Regions from separate parts of the Mus musculus genome. Here all the other regions are linked to region 2. Evidence: chromatin loops called from intact Hi-C (ENCODE). Cell type or tissue: heart. All regions are shown on one strand. Region 1 overlaps Gm39269 (a long non-coding RNA gene). Region 2 holds the start of Mvd (mevalonate (diphospho) decarboxylase). Region 3 overlaps Zfpm1 (zinc finger protein, multitype 1). Region 4 holds the start of Gm39270.

Region 1 (2,500 bases), 170 kb before region 2:
GCTAGGAGTGAGGCCTGCTCAGCCTACACCTCCCTCCGCCCCCAGATATCAGTCGCCTCCCTTACCTCCAGTCCCATTCTGGTCATTTTATCACCAGCCTCCCCGAGCCACAGCTATACTGAGGACCGCCTCTGAGTCAGCTTTGCAGTTACTACAACACAATGCCAGAGGCAACCAAGCAGACAGAGAGAAAGGTTCCAATGAACTCATAGCTCTGGAGGTTGAGGGTGGGCAAGCACCTGCATCTACCCACTTCTGGAGGGTAGTGGGTGAAGGAGCTAGCATCCATGGTCAGAGATCATAGGAAAAGCAAACTTCACATGTTATTAGGAGTGGAGAGAGCCCAGGAGGGTATAGGGACTCCCTGTCCCTTCAATTGCACATCCCAGTGATCGAACAGCATCTACTGGACCATAGCTTGAGAAGGTCTCAGTACCCCTGAACATGTGAGAGAAAAAGCTCTAACATAGGCTTTAAGGGGAGACTCGGTATCCCCCCAGCACCCCATGGCGTTTCCTCCTTCTTGACTTCCCAGGACACCTATCCTTCCTGTGTAGTCTACACCCACCCACTGTGTTTAGCCTTCCAGGGTTCCCACAGAACCAGCGTCTAACCTTCCAGGACTGTCCACAGCCCACTGCCACCTTACAGTCTCATTCTGTCCTCTGCCACCCGCTGCGTCTGACCTTCCCCTGTATCCCAGACACTCATTGTTCCCGTCCACCATCTCCCTCTTTCTCCAGCCTGCACAGCGGTGACGGATGTCTGAGGTTCACCGCCTCATCTCAGTACGCCAACCTGGCCCATCGCCTTTTGTGGGGAGAAGGAAGGGAAGGAGGAACGGAGGCGGGGTAGAAGCCGGGGACCTGTGAGGTGACACAGATGAGGCGTGGTGAATGTGCAGAAGGAAGCAGGTCGTGCCAGTGACATGTTCTCCTGACCTCGAGGTGGTGTCCAAGGGAGGATGTGTTTCTGGCCACACCCTTGCCCGGAGGGCAGATTAAAGTCACATGAGAAGCAACACGAAGGGCGGATCTTGGCTGATGCCCACCGTATCCAAAGTCGGCAGCATCTAGGCATAAGCCTGTGGTGGCTGACTGTCAGGGCACGCTTGCTAGAGACCTTGGCTGTGTACATTGACCCTGGAGGCCAGGTGGAAGGGCTTGTGCAAATGTCCCGAGCCAGCTCTTTCTTCAGATGGTGTTGTCTTCTGACATCTTTGGTGGCTGAGAACAGGGACAAGGACCTGCCTGAGCCCTCTCCCCAGAGCCAGTCAAAGCCAGGAAAAACAGGCCAGAAGCACACACAGCCTAGACAGCCAGCCAGATGGGGGAGCTCTCTATAGACCTGCCTCCTTCAGTGGCCTCCCAGTTCCTAACTTAATTTATTTTGACATCCTGGCTGCCATTTGACCTCCTCGGGGAGTCACATGGTGTTGAAAACTCATTATCCTCTATTGAGACAGGAAGTTAATTAAACCCTTCACAGAGCTGGTGGTGACAAATGTCAGGATGGCCCTTAGCAGGGCTGCCTGGTGTCTTCAGGGCCTGGGATGACTGACAGTAGAGGAAGAAAGAGAGGCCTGACCCAGGCAGGGGGTAGGGAAAGACCTGAGCCTCTTCCCCAAAACAGCATTCAACATCCATTCTAAGACAGGGCATTTTCCAGAGGGAGTCCTGCTCTGCTCTTACCTGCTGTGTGGCTCCAGGCAAGTGACTTCACCTCTCTGAGCCTCCATTTATCCACCTGACAAGACAAACGGTAATTGTATCAGTTCCTCCTTCAGAAACTGTTATGCTAAGGCACGGACAGGCACGGAGGCTGGTGCCATGATGCCACCATGATGCCCCCTCCTTGCCACTGACAGTGAGAGATGATGAAGCCCCTAGTGCTGAGGGCCTGCCTGCAGCTGCCTTACAAGCTGGAGCGGAGAGGAACAGGGATTTCCCTCCTGAAAAGTGAACAGGGAGGGCCAGGCAATGGGAGGGAAGGGTGCCCACAGTACCCGAGCAACTAATACAAAGGCCCAGTGGCCACATGTAGGGCCTTGAGAAGGATCTCACTCACAGCAATCCTCCTGCCTCAGCCTCCATAGCAATGGCATGTACCACATCACCCAGCTAAGACAAGTGTTGGTGTAGCTAGCATCATGACTCTCGGGGAGCTGGGGGCAGCAGTCAGGATGCTAGTGAGGCAGGTCAGGAGGAGATGTGGTGAAAGCCCAGTCGCAGAGTCTGAGCCACCGGGAGTTGAGGCCACTGAGACTAGGTAGCTGCGGGAGCCAGTGAGGTTTGGAAGGGACAGAGGAATCGGGGCGTACAGTCGTCCTGTAGCCCTGATCTCCAGCCACGGCCTCATGCCTCACGTGTATTTTGGCATCAGGTAGCAATAGCTCCATGCACGAGCCTCCCAGCTTCCATATCAGTGCAGCTTCCATATCAGTGCATCTCCAGCCCCGGCATCCTCTTTCTCCTTCAAGATCTAGCATCAGTCTCCCGGT
Region 2 (2,500 bases):
CCAGGGAACCCACAGATCATTAACAGAATGAAGAACTGACTCTTGTTCTCCCAGAGCTGCCAGGGCATTCTTCCTAGGAAGGATGAAAGTTCACACCAAAACCTGCCCATAAATGTGGCAGCAGTTTTCCTGGTAACAACAGAGCCCCTGTTCTAGGGCCTAAGCAACAGTGGGCAATGAAATCCTGCTGCGTCCACCTGGATAATCCTCGGGAAGAGCGTGCGTACTGAAACGAGCCAAACTCAAGAATCTACAGGCTGCGTGGATCCACTTCTAAATGACCACGGTGGAAGGAAGAGCAGAGGGAGACTGGGGTGAGAAGCCCTGGTCCCGGCAATACCTCCCCAGTTTACAAGTGTCACCAGGGAGGGAGGAAGATCTGCCCCTCACCAGCGCCCCTCGGATCCCTGCATGGCAACGCCCCCTTCATCCCTGAGCTACCCTCCCAGCCTTCTCCAGCCCAGCTACTCCAGATCCGGGACATTGGTCTTTCCCTCCAGCCCTAGGACCCTGAATCCCGGCAGCAGTGACCCTCATCTCCAGCCCTGTGCACATCGATCCCGGCACCTGTGCCCCGGTCTCCAACTCCCAGGCTCCCCGATCCTGGTTGTAGTAACCCCCATTTCCACCACTGTGCCCATGGATCTGACGGTGGCGAACTTCCCCCTCATTCCAGCCTGGAGGATCCCCTTTCCAGCCCAGCTACTCTGGAACCCGACCCTCGAGCCCAGGGGTCCCAGTGACTACAGCCTCCAGCTCTATGCCCCGATCCCGGCCGAGGTGACTGTTGTCTCCAGCACTCACAGTACTTGATAACTGCGATGTTGACCGGCGCCGTGCAGGTGACCATTAGGTCCTGAGGCTTTTCTGAGGCCATAACTGAGATGCTGGAGTCCCGAGCTAGAGAGCCCAGCACCGATTACCCGGTGTCTACAGACTCACGCGCTGCCATATGATTGGCCCGCTGGCCGGGCTTTTCCCGTGCTGTCCAATAGGCGACAGGCCGAGCCCATGATCCACTTTTTAGCCTATGGACAGGATCGAATGATGTGCGGCTGACACTGAGCCCGCCCCCGGTGCCTGCAAGCTCGTGGCTGCGAGCGAGAGGCGGGGTCCGCTCAGGGAGTGGAATCTACGCATGCGCAGGAGGTGGTATCTGCGCAGGCGTAGGAGGCCTCCTTCTTACAAAGGTTCCTCCTTCTGGCACAAGCACCACTGGATAGCCTGAGTGACCGTCGGGACAGCGGGGCCATCTGCTGCTGAAACAGCGGAGCTGAAAAAGGATACGCATCTAGCCTCTACGCTGCATGAAAAGCTCACTAGACGGTGAATCCGGAGGGATCCGCAGCCCAAGGTCGCGCCCGAGCCCCACATCCTGGAATCTTCTACATTCACAATCTGACTTCTCTTGTCACAACCTCCAGTCTCCTGGTCCCACAGTCTGGGGTCTCACAGCTTGCCTGAGGTGTCCAGCCGCCGCGCCGGCGGATGTACTGCATCCGAGATGGGCATTTTCTCTCCCAAGCTCCACACAAGCAAGAATTTTGTCGTTTTTTTTTTTTTTTTTTCCGTAGCTGAAATGGATCGGCACATTTCTGTGTCATTCTTACGGTACAGTTTAGTGACCTTTAGTATATTTACTTGATACAACCGTCACCTCTGTTTCCAGAACTAACCATCCATTCTCCAACAGAAACAGATACAACTTCCTGGTTCCACCTCCTGTAAAATCGTGGCTGTTGAATGGCTTAGAGTTCCGAAGATGTGCGAGCACACGATACCCACCCAGGCCACCAGTTCTGTTCCTAGGAGTGTGGATGGTACCTAATCCTTTCACAGCCTTCTGGCTGACATTTTCTACACAGTGAATGGGAGTTGCTTTTTTTTTCCATGCTGCTTTTTCTACGTCTGAGTTTCTTGGACACTTTCCAGCTGCACACCAAAACAGCTTCCTTGTTTGTCTAGACCGTCGGTAATTGACTCAAGCCGTCCCCCTTGGAAGCCATGCACCGGACTTTCCTTGCATTGTGTATAAGAGTGCTTGCGTAGATTCCTAGAAGTGGATGAACCAGCCAAGCAGCTATGTGCCTGGGGCGATGTTGATAGCTGTTGGCCGGCTGCCATCTTGGAAGCTGGATCGATTGCTCAGCTCTCTCTGCTAGAGCGAGAGTGTGTGAATAGGCCTTCTGCGCCACAGTAGACAGCCTGTCAGTCAGGCTGACAGCTGACCAATGGGAGTTCACTATTGTTTCCTTGTGGCTTGTGAGATGGCTCGTATTTTCAATTTCTCTTGCAATAACTTTTCTGCTTCATACACACACACACACACACACACACACACACACACACACACACCAGCAGAAAGGTGGTGTGTTTAATCCCAACACTCAGGAGGCAGAGGTCAGGTGGATTTCTGTAAATTCCAGGGCAGCCTGATCTACAGAGTAAGTTCCAGGGCTACACAGAAACCATGTCTTGAAAAAACCTAAATAAATAAACC
Region 3 (2,500 bases), 160 kb before region 2:
AGCGTGAGTCAAACTTTGCCCGTGGTGCCCGCCAGACCCCCGCTGGCGCCCCGCCGCCCCGCGCCGCCCCTGCGCGGCCGCCCAACCCCGCTGCGCCCGCGACCTTCACCCCGCGCCGCGCCCCCCGCGCCGAGTGCCAAGCGCGCCGTAATCTAATCTCTGCCGGCGGGCAGGGCCCCCGCGTCTCAGCATGGGCACCCAGGGGGTCCGGGCCCCAGAGAGGGTGGCGGGTCCCGAGAGCCGGAAGGAGAGTGTCTGGGGGCGCGGCTCCAGCAGAGCCGGGCCACCTCGCAGCCTGCACCTCCCCCGCATCCGAGATGGTGCGGCGATAGGGCGGCCCCGATCTGGGCTCAGATAAAGTTTAAAATATTCCATTCTGCAAGTCCCATCCTGATAAGATCGCTCTGTCGGGACGGGCTGAAATTGTGATCTTATCTGGCGTGCTTGACTCTCCCAGGCTTTGTATCTAGAGGCAGAAGGAGAAAGACCTGGGAGTAAGGGGGACTTGGGACTGCGGGGACCGGCCGGCGCCCACCGCAGCGCTTTGGCTGCAGAGCGACAAGGCAGCGGAATAGGTAGTGGAGGCTGCTCCAACCTAGGCATTTGGCACTGGCTGACCAAACCCCCTTTATCCGCTCCGGCTCTGGAGTTTTCGATCCGACCTCTGCCTGCTGGGGGACATGTGGAGATCCGACCCACCAACTGCCCCTAACAACGCTACACGAATGGATGCCCATGGGCACCGCTCTCTCCACCTCCATCCGAGGGGTTATCCTGAACCATCCAGGGACCTCAGGCACTCAAACGTTGTTCCCGAGTGAAGTTTCTCGCAGGTTCTCCCGTGGGCACTTTCCCGAGCAAGGCAGACCCTATAATCCTACATCATCCGTGCCCCCCTACAGTAAGACCCTCCTGGGCTCTTGGGGCTACCAGGTTGCGGGGCCTCTTGGCTGCTCTAGGAGCGAGTAAGCACACAGGAAGAGCTCCTCCCCACGCCACACCAATAATAACTTCGCGCCTCTCCCGGCAGGGCGCGGGGCTTCCTCCCCGGAGCTTCCCTTTGGCGAGAGCGACAGGTCATCTGGGCTGCCCAGGAGGTGACGGGAGGGGGGCTGGGCATCCGGCTTTCCAGCTCCAGACGCCTGAGCTACCTCCTCTGTCCACATCACACTGCCACCAGGACCAAGTGTGCATTTTAGCTTGTGAGAGTACCCCCTACTGAAGTGGGGGGGGACGGGGAGGAATCTGGGTTCTGGTAACCCGACTCCCCAAATGCGTGCTGGACCTGTTTTCCGAAAGTCTCCTTCTATCATGTCAGCTGAAGAATTAAAGCCACCCACAGGTCCCGATCTGTGCTGGTTCTCTGGTTTCTTTTTCCCCTCCTCGCCTGTGCGCCTCTGCTGGGTTCTGTTCTCGCGTGTATGTGTGTGTGCGTGAGCGTGAGCGTGTGCGTGTGTGTGTGTGTGTGTGTGTGTGTGTGTGTGTGTGTGTGTGTGTTTCAGTTTGATGAGAAATGCAGATAGCTAGGGCAGGGAGATCTCAGGTTGGGAACGGATCGCCAGCGCTGATAAGCCCGCAGGAGCCCAGCAGAGCCCAACCCACTTGGGTCAGCGAAACCCCATACTCTGAGATCTAGGACCGAGACTGTGCAGGAGAGCCCCTCCGATCCCCTCACAGTGCCCCACGACTCGAGCAGAAGAGGAGAGCAGGCCTGGGGGGGCGAGGGGCGGCTCAGAGCCCTCTGTGCAACTCGTGGCCCGGGCCCCTCCTCCCCTAGCAGATCTAAACGCGTTAAGATGCGAACGTTGATTGTCACCATGCGGAGGCGCCTGCCCGCCTGCTCTCTGCTCAAGGCCATGCGTGAGGCCCTCACAGCTGTTCGCCTGGTGCCTTGGCCTCACCTGTGGCGGGTCTCAGGGTGCGGAGGGGAAGCAGGCTGAGCTCTAGGGGCCGACGCCCTCCACGCCCCCACCAAAGCCGGGTTGCAGCTGCCCGCTTGCCTCTGTGCGCCTTTTGTTCTGCGCAAAGATAGATGTGCCGTGCTGATAAGGCTTGCAACCGATGGCAGCCGCGATAGCGTTTCCATTTATTAACTTCAAACGTGGGAGAGGGGGGAGGGCGAAGCAGGAGCGCGGCCTCAGCCAGCCAGATGGCTGACATGATAGGCCAGGCCCCTGGAGGGGGCTAGGGGCAGGGGACCCTCGGTGCCCCGGCCCACCAGCTTTTCTCCTGCCCAGTCGATGTAAGCTCTGATAAGTAGGGGCCTAAGCGTGGGCCAGTCCGCCCAATAGCGATTGCCAAGAGAGATAAGAGGCCTTATCTACGGCCACCAGGCCCCGCTGGGTTCGGGTTCGAGGCAACAGCAGTGTGGGGGCATCCGGCGGCAGCAGGGGGCCTGGGCAGCAAACGAGGGAACAACGTGGTGGGGTGGGGGGGAACGTCCATCTGGGACACTTTCCCCAAACATACTTAATTGGCAAGAAGTTGATCTTCCCCCTGA
Region 4 (2,500 bases), 68 kb before region 2:
ATCATCATGGAGGGGAGCATGGTAGCATGCAGGTGGACAATGTCTAGTTTTAGACCCCATTATAAGGGACCAAGGTGCATATTTTACATAGCTAAGCAGACCTGGCAACTCCCCTGGCCTCAGTCCTTGGGGTCAGTGAGCTCGCGGGCAAGCAGCTTCCCAGTAAACCTGGCTTGAATAAGATCTAATCTGGCTTGATTCGGCTCATTTCACTGGGTAGCTTGAGCAGTTGGTGTTAATTTTCTTCCAGAGGTGGGAGGCCAGCGTGGCCTAATCCTGGCTTGCAGATGGCTGCTTTCTCACTGTCTCCTCAGATGGTGGTGGTGGTGGTGTATGAAAAGAGATATACATATATACATGCACACATACATAGGAGAGAGGGGGGAGAGAGAGGGAGAACCTTCTGTCTGACCTGATTGGCAGCCACCTTTAATCCCAGCACTAGCATGATCTCTCAAATAGCTCTCCTTGGTATCTATTGAAGGACACCAATCTATGAGATCCAGACCCCACCTTTATACCCTCACGGAGAGGCTCTGCTTTGAAATCCATACCAGCTTGGTGCTAGGACTTCACATGTAAGTAACTTGGAGGGTGGGCGGCATAGTTCAGTCGCATTATGGAGTCAAAAGTATTCGACTTGTCATGACTGGCGCCTTCCTAGGCGTCCTCGGTGTTTGTAGCATGTGTCTGAACTTCATCCCTTTCTGTGGCCCAATTAATGCAGGACTGTAAGACCAGAACTCCCCCCCCCCCTTATATCAGTTTATGGGCATCCGGGTGGTTTCACTTTGAGGAAGACAGGCAGCCCCTAACCAGTAAGACCAAGATCAGATTCAAAATTTGCAAGGGGTCAGTACCTAATGATCTCCGTACCTTTTATCAGGTCATGGGGGGGGGGGGGGGTTGGACTTCGGGCTCCAGCAGCTGAGCCCCATCTGGGTAGTAGGAGGGGACTGAAAAATGACCCAATCAGTTTAAGTCCTCCCCAGGGAGGTTACACTGGGTCACGGTAATTTAACGATGCCAGAGATGTTTAGCGTCACAGAAACAGGTAAGAGGATCTAAATCCTTCAACTCCAAAATCTTTTTTTTTTTTTTGAGGGTACCAGGGCCTCGCACATACTTGGCAGGTGCTGTCTCAACCTCAGAGCTACACTCCAGCCCCCAAAACACTTTTGGTCAAGTATTGATTTTTTTTTTTCCGAGACAGGGTTTCTGTGTAGCCCTGGATGTCCTGGAACTCACTCTGTACACCAAGCTGGCCTCGAATTCTGAAATCCGCCTGCCTCAGCCTCCCAAGTGCTGGGATTAAATACAGCCCGGCAAAATATTGATATTTAATAAGGCAGAAAGTTCGTGCCCTGAAGAAACGAATGCTAAGTTTTCAGACCCTGGAAGTGTCCACTCGCACTCACCAAGAGCCTCAAAGGGCTTTCCCTTTCCGGCACGCATCCCGCCTGCTCCTCATCTGATCTCATCCCAAGCAACTACCACGAAGAGCCACCGACTGCGCACGCGCCGCCAGGAGGCCCGCTAGAGGGCGGGGTCGACCTCGGTGAGCCTGCGCAGTAGCAGAGCCTTGGGAGCGCGCGCCGCGGAGGCGAGGCCGGCGGAGGCCGGAAGGAAGTGCGGAAGAGGGCGGGGCTAGCGAGGGAAGCCCGCCGGTTCGCAAGACGGCCGTCGCGGCCTGATGACGTTGCACAATGGCCGGCCCCCGCGGGTAGTGGAGCCCGTTTGTTCCGCCCGCGTCGTGCCCAAAGCCGGAGCCAGTGAGGAGCGAAAAGGCTGAGGAACGTCTCGTCCACGCTGCCCCCACCACAGCGGAGCCGTGGCCGCCTCCCGTCTTCGCGTTGAGGTAAGCTGGGCCGGCGGGCGGCGGGGAGAAGGCCGCCCCAGCGGCGGCGGGAGCGAGGCCCCGGAGCCCGGCGCCGCCTCCCGAGCTCTCGGGCGCGCCCCCGGCTGTGCGCAGCCGCGGGCCGAAGCGCGGGCCGGGACAGCGGGCAGGCGCGAGCCCGCTGCGGCCTGGGACGTCCGGGCGGGTGCCGTGGCGCGCCGCGGTCTGCCGTGGTGAAGTTGCTTTTCCTGAAGCTGTCATTTTCCCTTCCGGGCCACTCGGCGTGGCACATGTTCGCCGCCCACAAAGGGGAGCGGATCGCGCAGGTTGGCTCGGGAGGAGGCCCGCTTGGACTCTCGACGGGCTCTGCAGGGAACTTTGAACTCTCTGGAGCCTCCTGCAACTTGCTCTCGCAACTTCAAGCGAGCACAGGTTGGACGGACCCACTGTGCTCCAAGAGTCCCGGGTCGCTTAGGAAGTGTGACCTCCTCGCCTCTTGGACTGTGAGCTTAGAGATGCCATTTCTTTAGTGTAAAGTAGCCAGGCGATTGTAGTGCTAGAAGGAAATTAAACTAAGACCTATAGTCTCGCCCCTACTAGATACTTAGTTTCCCGTATACTTTTGACAGCTGAGTTTACCGGGCACAATAGCTGTTTCAAATG

What was found. A loop is a pair of places that touch in the nucleus more often than their neighbours do. Peaks named below come from ENCODE experiments on the same cell type or tissue, not always from the same donor. Only the 100,000 strongest peaks of a DNase experiment are listed, where the experiment ranks them.
Region 1: it touches region 2 in a loop (3.0-fold over the local background); 15 of 42 quality-filtered maps call a loop at or near these places.
Region 3: it touches region 2 in a loop (4-fold over the local background); 15 of 42 quality-filtered maps call a loop at or near these places.
Region 4: it touches region 2 in a loop (2.3-fold over the local background); 6 of 42 quality-filtered maps call a loop at or near these places.

What each region holds. Positions count from the first base shown.
Region 1 is chr8:122,276,451-122,278,950 of GRCm38, forward strand. It overlaps Gm39269 (a long non-coding RNA gene), which reads right to left. Exons shown (of 3, transcript XR_879285.3): 2 at 1,692-1,746; 3 at 1-1,226. Among named protein-coding and RNA genes, the nearest start is that of Zfpm1, 4.4 kb to the right of the region's middle. In heart, a CTCF peak has its summit at 1,329 (motif pointing right); DNase peaks (open chromatin) are centred at 917 and 1,381; H3K27ac peaks cover 1,378 bases.
Region 2 is chr8:122,442,490-122,444,989 of GRCm38, forward strand. It overlaps Mvd (mevalonate (diphospho) decarboxylase), which reads right to left and starts at 933. Exons shown (of 10, transcript NM_138656.2): 1 at 805-933. The coding sequence starts at 877. 9330133O14Rik (RIKEN cDNA 9330133O14 gene) reads left to right here and starts at 1,167. Exons shown (of 1, transcript NR_045696.1): 1 at 1,167-2,500. In heart, a CTCF peak has its summit at 1,250; DNase peaks (open chromatin) are centred at 1,082 and 2,112; H3K4me3 peaks cover 2,500 bases; H3K27ac peaks cover 2,500 bases.
Region 3 is chr8:122,282,520-122,285,019 of GRCm38, forward strand. Zfpm1 (zinc finger protein, multitype 1) reads left to right here. Exons shown (of 10, transcript NM_009569.4): 1 at 1-3. Gm39269 (a long non-coding RNA gene) reads right to left here. Exons shown (of 3, transcript XR_879285.3): 1 at 1,902-2,500. Among named protein-coding and RNA genes, the nearest start is that of Gm39269, 1.4 kb to the right of the region's middle. RefSeq lists enhancers at 236-479, 1,844-2,488. In heart, CTCF peaks have their summits at 1,056 and 1,828; DNase peaks (open chromatin) are centred at 232, 1,052, 1,882 and 2,369; H3K4me3 peaks cover 2,500 bases; H3K27ac peaks cover 2,500 bases.
Region 4 is chr8:122,374,943-122,377,442 of GRCm38, forward strand. Gm39270 reads right to left here and starts at 2,142. Exons shown (of 2, transcript XM_030243895.1): 1 at 1,419-2,142. The coding sequence starts at 2,129. The coding sequence ends at 1,491. Zc3h18 (zinc finger CCCH-type containing 18) reads left to right here and starts at 1,674. Exons shown (of 18, transcript NM_001029994.1): 1 at 1,674-1,858. In heart, a CTCF peak has its summit at 1,535 (motif pointing right); DNase peaks (open chromatin) are centred at 616 and 1,649; H3K4me3 peaks cover 1,589 bases; H3K27ac peaks cover 1,866 bases.